3 separate regions of the Homo sapiens genome follow, and regions 1 and 3 are each linked to region 2. A link is a contact called in ENCODE Hi-C data. All regions are on one chromosome and are shown on one strand. The core of a region is the stretch at or near the end of the contact, and the rest is flanking DNA. Distances in the headings are between cores, read along the strand shown.

Region 1 (3,844 bases), core at 411-2,910, 280 kb before region 2:
CCTGACTAATGCGTATTCACTGCCTACCTTCTCTACCCCAGGTGCCAAGCACTGCTGAGTAGGAACCATGAGGCCTTGCAGATAGCTGTGGCCCTGCAGATGCACAGCCTCAGCGTGCAGGCATTGTCTGGCCGTCCTTCTGTGTTGTTAGTCTGGGCTCTCCCTGCTCCCTAGGAAAGCAGGTCTATGCTGGCAGGCATCTTTCCTCCCACCTGAAGCTTTCAGTCCCTTACTGCATGTGGTGAGACCTTCCACTGCCCCCTGCAGACCATCACTCAGCACACCTCTTCCTGCCTCTTTCCCCTGTGGTCCTGGAAGAAGTGTCCCTTCTCTCCAGCCTCCTGCACCTGTGCTCTGCATCCTTTCCATTCCTGCCTTTCTAGAGATCTTACTCCATCAGTTATCTCAGGGCCTGCCTGTAAGCTGACGTTTCTTCTCTTTTGAACATTTCCTTTTAGAGCCCGGCGATGTGGCTCATGCCTCTAATCCCAGCACTTTGGGAGGCCGAGGTGGGTGGATCACCTGAGGTTGGGAGTTAGAGACCAGCCTGACCAACATGGAGAAACCCCGTCTCTACTAAAAATACAAAATTAGCTGGGTGTAGTGGTGCATGCCTGTAATCCCAGCTGCTCCGGAGGCTGAGGCAGGAGAATCGCTTGAACCCGGGAAGCGGAGGTTGCGGTGAGCCAAGATTGCGCCATTGCACTCCAGCCTGGGCAACAAGAGCGAAACTCCATTTAAAAAAAAAAAAAAAAAAAGAAAAAGAAAAAGAAAAAGAAAAAAGAAAAGAACATTTCCTTTTAGAATGCAAATATGCTTAAGTCTGTTCCATCTTTATGAAAAAATAATGTCCCTTGGTTCTGCATTTTCCTCCCTAACTCATCTCCTTAGTCCAGACTGGCTTCTTGAAATTTTAGACTGCATTTTCTCTTTCTGGATTTTTCCAACCTTCTTTCCCACCTCCAGCCTCCGCAACCTGACCTTTGGGTCAGTTCATCCAGCTCCTTAACTGCCTTAACCTGTGCCATTCTGTGTGGTTACGTGTGGGTGTATTTTGTCTCTCGGTGAAATTGTGATCTCCTGGAAGCCTGACTTGGGTTTCTTTCTTCTTGTTTTAGTTCCTCTCTGCCCTCTGGTTCCCGGGAGAGGTTCGTATTGTTTGCTGTGCTTTTACCTGCGCTGCCTCAGTAAGCCCTCCACTGCTTCCCCTCACTGTGTGGAGGCACCTCCCTGACTCTTAGTTGATTTAACTGAAAACAGCAGATAATATCACCTACTTCTCAGGGATTTTCCTGAAGAATTCCACATCGTGTATATCAAGTGTCCAGCGTACTACAGTGCCTGGCATATAGATGACTTGCTTAAATACAAGCGGTTCTCAAAATCACTCTTTCTCTCGTCCCTTGCTTTTCCCACTGCCTTTTCTCAGCCCCTCTTGGTAGCCCTGTGTGCTCTGACCACCGACCCCCTGTTTATTCAGAACACTAGCCCAGCCTGGCCTCGGCAGACCTTGTCCTTGCCACAACTTGCCTTGGTTCGACCACAGTCCTCTATCCTTCCAGCCTGGCCTGCCCACGGCGGGTGTTCCTGTCTTAGTCTCCCGATCTGCACTTAAGAGTGGGTGCCCAGCGGGAAACCCACTGTCCTTGGAGCAGAATCCTTAGTGGGTCACGTTGTTCCCAGCCTCCTCTCTCCTGCCTGATGACTCACCAACTTTATTCACGATGAAAACAGAAGTGGTTCCTCATTTCATCCCCTTTCTCTCTAAACAAGGCACAATCGTGGCGTTCCCACCTCCCCCCACTTTCTTGTCCTGCTCTACCTCCTTCCCCTCTTCATAGCTATTATTATAATCTAGTATGATTTCAGAAAGAAAGACTTTATGTCCTGAAAAGGAAATTCCAGCCTTCTGCAGGATGATAAGGTTGCATTTATTTTTGGGAGGGGCTGGGGGTTGTTGGAGGAACAGAGGCACCTTCCTGGTTTAACCTCCTAATTGTCCTAGAAACAAGACAGCCTTATTTGAACACATTCCTATTCTCTCTTTGTCTTCCTTACTTGAAATCTGAGTAAAGGGAATTCACCCTACCCCAAATTTAAGTTCTTCACCTATGCCTGAATTATATTTTAAAAATGGAATTTTTCTATCTATGCCTATACATTAAATAGAATCTGAAAGACGTGCACATGTGCATTTTGTTTTTGATAGGTGCATTTTGTTTTTGATAGTCTGAATTTGTATTTAGCCCTGCAGGTGCAGGAAGATTGTTCTGTGGAAATTCCTATTTGTTAAAACTCCTTGTGAAACTTTGAGATACCCAGAAGCTTTCCAGCCAGAAGAGTTTAGTCAGATACCAAGTGTTTGTGCTGTGAACATGGTTCCAAATTACTTGACAGTCACTGAGAATACTATCACTGTTTTAATATAGATGCTTCTTAGTACTTTAAATATTAATCATAAGCCAAATGATGACCATGTCTGGCTTTTTAGTACTTTTATAAAATGCAGTGAAATACTTTATGCATTCTGATATGCTTGGAACCAAATTATAGCCTGAGTCTGTGTCCTCTTTTCAATTGCCTAAACTGTTTGCTTGTCTACCTATTCTTTTTTTTTTTTTTTTGCCTTTTATATGTATTTTGTTGCCTTCAGTTTTAAGGTAACTTCACTGGTATTTAACAGTACTCCCAGGGGGAAAAAAAGCATTTTTTGAAAGAATACTGTGTGCATTATATTGAGATGTTTGGTTGGAGTTTAAATCACAAGGCATATCGAGACGAAAGAAGGAACTGTATTTTAAAAATAGAGTGTGGCCTTGTGACATGAAGTCATTTAAGATGATTAATTGCTGGGGCTCTGAAGGGCAGAAAGAATTCCCATTCATGCTCATTTCCCGTAGTTTCTAAAGGTCTAAGTTCTGGGGCAGAATTGAAGATACATCCTGATGTGGTTCAGATGCTTTTCCTACATTTAGAATCTGTGTCTCTGAAATGGTGATTGAAAGTACCAGGGTTGCTGGGAAATAGTTGAGCAGATCTGAAGTCTGGAACCAGACAGTCAGATCAGGACTGCTTTTTAGTTCCTGGTAGGGGTATGAAGCACTTGTAACAGGCTGCTTATCTGCAGTTCCAGCTGGAAGCTGAATGTCAAGTTCAGAGCTCTTCAGAAGGAGGAGGAATTAAAGAGGAAAATGGTGGCATTTGGAATCAAGGGTAGACACGACTTCTTGTTTAGTTAAAGGAAATATGTATTAGAAGTATCCTTGTCTATTTTCTCTGGGAAGAGTTTAGTCATTGGGGGAAAAATATGTGAGTTTATTGTTTTAGACACTAGACTCAGGATTTGTGGAATCAGTTCGGTGATGGCCAGTGAATTATCAAACAATTTGAGAAGTTATTTTAAAAAGTTCTTTCTGTGCAGTCCTGTATTATGAATGGTGTGGGTTCTTTTTCTTTGTTCATAAATGATCTTTGCTGGTCTAAGGTTGCCTAGACCTAGTAGTGTTTTATCTGCTCCGGTACGTGCTTTGTTTTTGTTTCTGAGACCGTAATTCAGTCAGTGGTTAGGATGCACATTAAAATGTTTATTGTGCAGCCAAATTTCTTACTATTAGTAGCTTCTGGGGAAATGAGGATTTTGCAATTGAAATTCTAGCAGAATGGATTCACAGAAAGCCAATAAGAACTGCATTCACTTAACTTATTAAAGTATATTTTTGTTGAGCCCTGAGTTCTGTTTCTCTATTTGAAGAATGCCTCTTGCTACAATCTTGGCAGCAGTTTAGGATTCTAAGTTCAGAATTAATCTATGAAAAATGTTCAAAATAACAAGGAAGTAGTCTCT
Region 2 (3,659 bases), core at 644-3,143:
GAGCAGGACTGAGGTGGGAAGGTTACCCATTGAGAGCTGTTGTAAAGCCTGACAGCCGGAGCCCCAAGGATCTGGCTGTCCCCTGGAGGTTGGAGAGGAATGCCTGAAAGATGCCCTCCGGAGTCCAGAGACTCCTAAACTCGGTTCCCTCAGTCCTCCCTGCCAGGACACAAGACCTGGTAAGGAAACAGCAGCTGGGTTGCCGCACACTCCTTTAGCATTGAGTGATTTGGGGTTGGGCAGCGACACTTTTAGAGAAAGTGGCTCTAACTCTGAACAGTTCCTAACCTAGTTTTGAAAGTCATTCTTTGCTTTTGTAGTAAATGAAAAATATCCCTGCCTTCTGGCCTGCGTGCGTTCATTCAGCCTTCATTCATCCACTCAACAGGTATTTGTTGAGCATCAGTTATAAGCCAGACAAACACATGGCTCAGAGTCTCAGGGCAAATGAACCATGGAACCAACACAAGCACCCAAGTCATCCCCCAGACAGACTCTTCCGCTCCTCTAGACTGTCCATGACCTCCTGTCTTCACGCCTTCTGTTATTGGATTTCTGGGGCAGGGTGTAATCCAGGCTACTCAAGCCCTGTTATCATTACTCCACAAGAGTCATGTTAATTGGATCCAGCCACCCAGCCTCTTCCTGCACCCAGGGTGGGTCTGGAGAGAGGCCATGGGCTCAGCACTCTTCTGGACACACACCATCCCAGCAGAAGCAGAATGCTGGCTACTTACAGAGTTTGAAAGTTTCTACTGGCCGTATTTAACGTAATCAGAAGAAACAAGTAAAATTAGTTTTGACGACATATTCTATTTCACCCAATAGATCCAAAACATCATTTCAACATGTAAATCAAGATTCAAAAAATTATTAAGGAGATATTTTACATTCTGCTTTTTCTACTAAGTGATCAAAATCCAGGAGGTACTATAGCACATCTCAGTTTGCACGCTTCACATTTCAGGTGCTCTGTAGTGTGGCTAGTGGCTACTGTTATTGGATAGTACACAGGTGTGGGGCATCCAAGGCTCTTCATTCAACTTCTAACCCTCTCGATAGCCCACTAAGCAGTGGACAATCTCTGACTCTTGTGTGCTTCATCTCCCATATTTATATAAAATTGGTTAAGAGACTGCTTGTGATGAGGGAAGACCAATAGCTAAAATTAGAAAACTGCAGATATTCGTTTATGAATTCTGGATAATAAGGGTATGAGAAACAGAAGACAGTGCAGCAGACAGGCCATGCCCATGTCTGAGGAGCAATATGACTTGGCATCTAAGAAACAGCATGTGCTGAGTGCCTGCTGTCAGAGAGAGGAGCGTTCCTGAGGAGCTCCTGTTCCCATACGGAAATAGACAGTTGTCCTGCACATCATGGTGAAGCCTCTCTTGTTCTGCTTTTTACTTTTGTTTTGTGGATAAAGAAATGGAAATGAAGGGGAATGAGTAGACTCAGAAGCATCAAAATCAAGAGAAGAAAGTGCAGCTGAGAAATGATAGCTTCAAGCACGTTCAGTACGCAGGGCATGAGAACAGGTGATCGTGGGAAGAAAACAACGTTCCCAGCTGAAAAGCCATCTCTGAACATTTCCTTGCTTCTCCAGCAGAAGTCACTATGGAAGCACAGGTCCTGGGTGGAGTAACTTCTCAGTCAGTGCCAGATAAATTGATGGGACTTGGTCGGTGACTGTCACAGATTACACAGTGGGTGAGAGCAATCACATAATTGGATTTGGGGACCGACTGCATTTTTTTTATTTCCTCCTTTTTGCAGCAGAGAACACAGTAGAACTGCTACCCCTTTCATTGAAGAGAAGGTTACTTGTGAAATGGGTCTCCGTTTTTAGTGGGATTAAAAATAACTCAAGGCCCAGTCATGCAGACTGTGGTTTACCATTTATGACTCACTTGCTTCAGTTTTGTTTTGTGAGGCTTTTGTGAAGAAACAGACATATTTTTAAAGAACATTTCCATAAAGGATTTTCCTTCTCATTTGTCAGGGTAGAGCAGAGGTGGGAAGGATGGGTGAGAGGGCAGAGAAGAAATCAGGGACCTACCATTATGTTATTTTCAGACAAAATTAAATCCTTTAGTTTCTAAAAAATATTCTTCCTCTTTTTAAAAAAAAAAAACAAAACAATAGAGACAGGGTTTCTCTGTCACCCAAACTGGGATGCAGTGGTGCGATCATAACTCATTGCAGCTTTGACCTCCTGAACTCAAGTGATCCTCCTGCCTCAGCCTCCCAAGTAGCCAAGACTACAGGTGCATGTCACCATGCCCAGCTAATTTTTTCTTTTTTGTAGAGACAGGGTCTCACCGTGTTGTCAAGTCTGGTCTTGAACTCCTGGCCTCAAGCAATCCTCCCAACTTGGCCTCCCAAAGTGCTGAAATTACAAGTGTGAGCCACTGCACCTGGCTGAATACTTTTCTTTTTAATCTGTGGAATGGGAAGCAGACGGTGCTCTGCCTCGTGTCGCAAGTCTGTTTGGTCGTTTCACTGGAAAGGCAGCCCTAGGTCACACGCTGTCCACAACTGGCAGGTCTGGCTGTCTCAGGCACTCTGGAAAAATTGGCCTTCCCCTGGCTGTGGCGTTCTGACTTTTAAAGGCAGATAGACTTACCAGTGGACTTGCATCTCATCAGGGAATCAACCAGGTTCCAGTGTGTTTATTGCCTCTATAGGAAGGGCAAGCAATGACTTTTCTTTGGAGATGGGTTACTCCTCTCTGAGTGCTGCTAGACTCAAGATCCATGGCCAAGTCTTCCAGTGCTGTGGTCCAGGGCCTCTTCAGACCCTGCAGCTGGACACAGAGCTGAACATATCTGAACATATTGGCCTTGGAAACTTGAGGGTACAGTATATCTGTAAGCACCTTGAATGAAATCTTTAAGCTCTTCATCATATATTTTTTTAAAGGCCATAAAATCCAAAAGAAACACCCATAGCAAGGAAAATGGTAGCAAAACAATTCTTTCAACCAAATCCCCCAATGACAAACCACTGACATTACAAGTTTTATGTATTCTGTTTTCTAGAAGGAGAAGGCATCCTACACGTAAGGACATCTTTATTTATTGTCACATTGGTGTTAGAGGCAAAGGCAGTATTACATATACATTTCATTTTCTGGTGCAGAGAACATTTTGATTAATTAAAATGTTAAAACCTCCAGTAGGAGGGCTGCTTTTGCAGGCTGAATTTCCTTGGCTGACTTTTAGGGGAGCTGGATAGGAGTCATGACGGCAATGAGGTCGTGCAACTGGGAAGCATCTCATGTCCCTCAGCTGTGTTAGGTGGAAACAGGGCTGTGATGCCAGCTCTGGTGGATGAAGTACACAAGTGACCCTTCTGCCCTGTCATTGTGGCAAACATCCTTATCAAATCTGGAAGGCTCCATTTACCCAAAATGCCCAAGATAGAAGAATCTGATCCGTCTGATTTGATGAGAATGGTTTCTGGAAACGGTCTATGCCTTCATCATCAGCTTATGTTCTTTAATTTATTAACAACTTTTTAGTGAGTATCTGATGTGACATAAATCGTGCTGGGCTTTGTAAAAAAAAGTTAAAATCAGTATATTCGCATATTACAAAAATTTATGCAAATTTTAAGTGGATATTTTCAAAAGTGTAATTTTATGCACAGAATTT
Region 3 (3,500 bases), core at 847-3,346, 510 kb before region 2:
ACAAACTGACTACAGAATGTATTTTCACATGACAATGTTGAAAAATCCAGTGATTATTGCTCAGGGTCAAAACTTGTTATAACAAGCTCTGAGAGAATGCTGTCAGGGTTTGTGTGTCCTACAATTTGGTTGTATTGAATATTGCTTTTAATATGCCATTGCTATTGGCCTGGGAATCGTTCGGTGTAATGGAATTCAGCTTGTAGTTCCTTTAGACTTCTTAATTATTCATGCAAAATAGAGAAGGCTATTAATTATTCAATTAATCCCCCTCTGTGGGAAAATGCTATTTGGATTCTTATTATGCATTTTAGCTACCTAGTTAGACGTAATTAGCCAAATAAATGATAACTTTCGGTTTCCCAGGAACCTTTTATGCATAGTCTTAGTCTCAAGAATAGATTTCTAAATATACTATTATTTACAACAAAATTGCTAAAGTCAGAGTCTAGTAGTGCACTGATAATAAAAAGTGAGTGTGAGGGGAGATACTCTTTTATAGACTATAAAGGCTGAAAAGTCACCCACCTTTATTTATTCCCAGGCTTAGCCAAGCTTCCACATTTTTCCACCTACCCAATCAATCAATAATGCTACAATAATTTAGGAGGTCGTTATAAATCATCTGTAACATGTCCAAACTTTTTATTCCTGAGTAAATACTTGAACTGGGCTCCTGTTGCATGCCATTTCACAATGCTCAAGTTCTGCCTCTCTGAGGACGCTGACAGCTTCTCGCAGGTGCAATCTCACACCTGTGCACGCCTCTTCTTTCTTGCCTTTGGGTGTGATGGCGGCTGCCATGCAGGAGGCACCTTGGAGCACATTCTGGTATTTGCACCTGCATGATCATAACGTGGGGTCCAGCCTCCAATTCCCTGGAGAAGACAGTTCTGAGACATATTTCAAATGGCTCTTCAGAAGATCCAGGCTGGACAGAGCATTGACTGCCTGCCACGGTACCCCATTGGACAACACCTTCTTAATGCAACTTTCCCTCCTTCCCTGTTCTATGCCTCTGTCCCACAATCCTGTCCCTTCAAATAAACAGTCCATTTGTAAGCCTTCATCTCAGGCTCTGCTTCGTGGAGCAACCCAACTGCACACCACTATTTGGCTTATGTCTTTCTGACCAAACAAATATATCATTTTCCCTTCAAAGTCAAAACAGATACAATCAGAATAGAAAACCACTAAGCTAACAAACAGCCTCAGCAAAGTGCTAAGAGTGACTTCAAGAATCAAAAAAGAGGCTGGGCGCGGTGGTTCACGCCTGTAATCCCAGCACTGCGGGAGGCGGACGTGGGCAGATCACGTGGTCAGGAGATCGAGACCATCCTGGCCAACATGATGAAACCCTGTCTCCTCCAAAAATACAAAAATTAGCTGGGCATGGTGGCGGGCGCCTGTAATCCCAGCTACTCGGGAGGCTGAGGCAGGAGAATTGCTTGAACCCGGGAGTCGGAGGTTGCAGTGAGCTGAGATCACTCCACTGCACTCCAACCTGGTGTCAGAGCGAGACCCCGTCTCAAAAAAAAAAAAAAAAAAAAGAAGAAGAAGAAGAAGAAGAAAAAAATCAGAAAAGACGGACCATAGGGGAAGTCCTGGTCCTTTCTTCACCTGGTGAATATGATTGTGCATTTGCCAATCCCAGGCTGTCTGCCAGGGCAGGTACGTGGGGAATGTGAGCTGCTGCAGCCCTGCCACGCTCTCCCAGGCATCTCCACACAGCCAGTAAGTCTAGGACGGGTTGGAGTCTCACCTACAGGGCATGTGATTCTGTATATTGTTACCTTTATTGGATCATACACTCACAACAAAATAATAATTCTCTTCTTACAGTACTTAGAGCAATCATAATGTTTCCTCTGTGTGAGGTCCTGCCTGGCTGAGTCACCTACGCCAGACGGTGGCGAGTAACCCTTCAGACGTCATGTTTCTCCCAGCTTTCTTCACCAGCAAGAGTTATTTTGGCCAACCAGCCATCATTGGTCCCTGCCAGGAGGTCTGTAAGGCGGTCCTTGGGTGGGGCTGGGCCGACCCCGCAGGACCTCCCTGCAGGCCCTTCCCTCGTGAGCCAGCAGATGGTGCTGAGGCAGCACGGGACCCAGGACTGGGGCGGCCACGCACTTCCCAGGGAGCGAGGGTGAAATGCGATTCCTCCTTAGACGCTAAGCAGGGAGTGAATTGTGTAATCCTTAGTATTTCACACTTAAAATCTCCAGGGAATTTGTCTTGAACTAATTTCCAGCATTATTCATCCCAAAAGTTCAAAACCATTTCAAGGTTCTTGGATAACCTATGAAGCCAGAGGCCTTGTCTTGTTTACCCTTGTATGCCTGAGACCTAGCATGAGGCCTGGCACTTAGTAGGAGCTCTAGAAATGCTTCTGAAATGAACAAAGCATCTGCATAGATTCAGAAGGGCAAAAGTGGCTTGTTCAAAGCCACAGCCACAACCTTTAACCTGCCCTGGGCTTAAACCCAGTACTTCCGAAGTCCTGTCTGCTACTGTACCCTATCTGCCTGCAGTTTTCAGAAGAGCTGAATTATTGTCTTTATTATAGTTTATGAACATTTTTAAAGTTTTTCCTACATATGAATTTAACATATAAACCAGTGAGAAATTTGGATTCCATGTACAGAGAAATTCACTTTACAGGGATGTCTGTTTATTAATACATATGTGCCATATTTAATTGAAAGGGACAACTTCACATTAAGGTTCAAAAACTTCAATGTCTTTCTATTTAAAACTTCAGTATGGTATCATTATGCACAGGAGGAGAATTGCCTGATGGTAAAACTTCACTTCTCCAACAGCAGTGAAGATACAATAAGCCAATTCAATTTTTGTAGACCTCAGTGTATTTTTAGAAAATGTTAACCATTTTGAATCGGTAGCTTTCTTAAATGTGGCATGTATTTCTCATCAAGAAAAACGTGGAATAGAATTAAACTGATTCGTTATGGCTGAGCATCCTTTCTGTGTAGTGACAACCTTTGGGGCTACAGAGGCCATGTTTGACACCCTGTTTGCTCTACCCTATTGTCTCAATCCTGTTTTGATAAATAAACAACTCTGGGCTGCCTTATTGTTTCTGTTGCTTGTTTCTGCTTGCGTAGGTTTCTTTTTCTTCTCTTCAGCATCATGCTGTCTGCTCTTCTCCCCACTGTCTCTTTTTCATGTCCCTATGTCCAGTGCCCTTCACTGACAGTCAACCAAAGCCACACACAGCAAACCACTCCTAATCCACTGTGGTTTGTTTATAAGATGCAAATATTGGTAAAACTAGAAGAAGAGTAACATCTAAAACTGAGTGTCTTGCATTAAAACACAGTGCGAGAAATGTTGATAAGATTGTTAGCATGCCATACGTGATCTTTGAGACTTGGACTCGGATTACCTATTTTTGGAGCTCACAGGCTTTTTATTATATTTCCCTTTTTTTAATAGGAGGGTAGGATGGGGAGGGGGAAGGGTTAGGGGTCAAGAAGGGA

The links. Hi-C counts contacts between places; a loop is a spot of excess contacts on that map. Pooled maps may share reads with other maps.
Region 1: a loop to region 2 is called in a pooled map, with 2.0 times the contacts of the local background. The contact joins the promoter of L3MBTL4-AS1 here to the enhancer-like site in region 2. A Hi-C loop is called at or near these places in 14 of 37 single-sample maps with no recorded cell type and 5 of 50 pooled maps.
Region 3: a pooled map shows a loop between it and region 2 (8-fold over the local background). The contact joins two enhancer-like sites. A Hi-C loop is called at or near these places in 10 of 37 single-sample maps with no recorded cell type and 5 of 50 pooled maps.

Annotation. Positions count from the first base shown.
Region 1 is chr18:6,254,560-6,258,403 of GRCh38, reverse strand. L3MBTL4-AS1 (L3MBTL4 antisense RNA 1) reads right to left here and starts at 1,660. Exons shown (of 3, transcript NR_110765.1): 1 at 1,531-1,660. The region is part of intron 5 of L3MBTL4 (L3MBTL histone methyl-lysine binding protein 4); the gene reads left to right.
Region 2 is chr18:5,973,450-5,977,108 of GRCh38, reverse strand. The region is part of intron 16 of L3MBTL4 (L3MBTL histone methyl-lysine binding protein 4); the gene reads left to right. All of the region lies in intron 1 of LOC121725015 (a long non-coding RNA gene), which reads right to left. Among named protein-coding and RNA genes, the nearest start is that of TMEM200C, 80 kb to the right of the region's middle. Within about 2 kb of position 1,893, at least 2 of the 41 ENCODE cell types and tissues checked have a DNase peak (open chromatin) inside an H3K27ac peak, as active enhancers do.
Region 3 is chr18:6,481,332-6,484,831 of GRCh38, reverse strand. No RefSeq gene overlaps it. Among named protein-coding and RNA genes, the nearest start is that of LINC01387, 28 kb to the left of the region's middle. RefSeq lists an enhancer at 2,126-2,185. Within about 2 kb of position 2,096, at least 3 of the 41 ENCODE cell types and tissues checked have a DNase peak (open chromatin) inside an H3K27ac peak, as active enhancers do.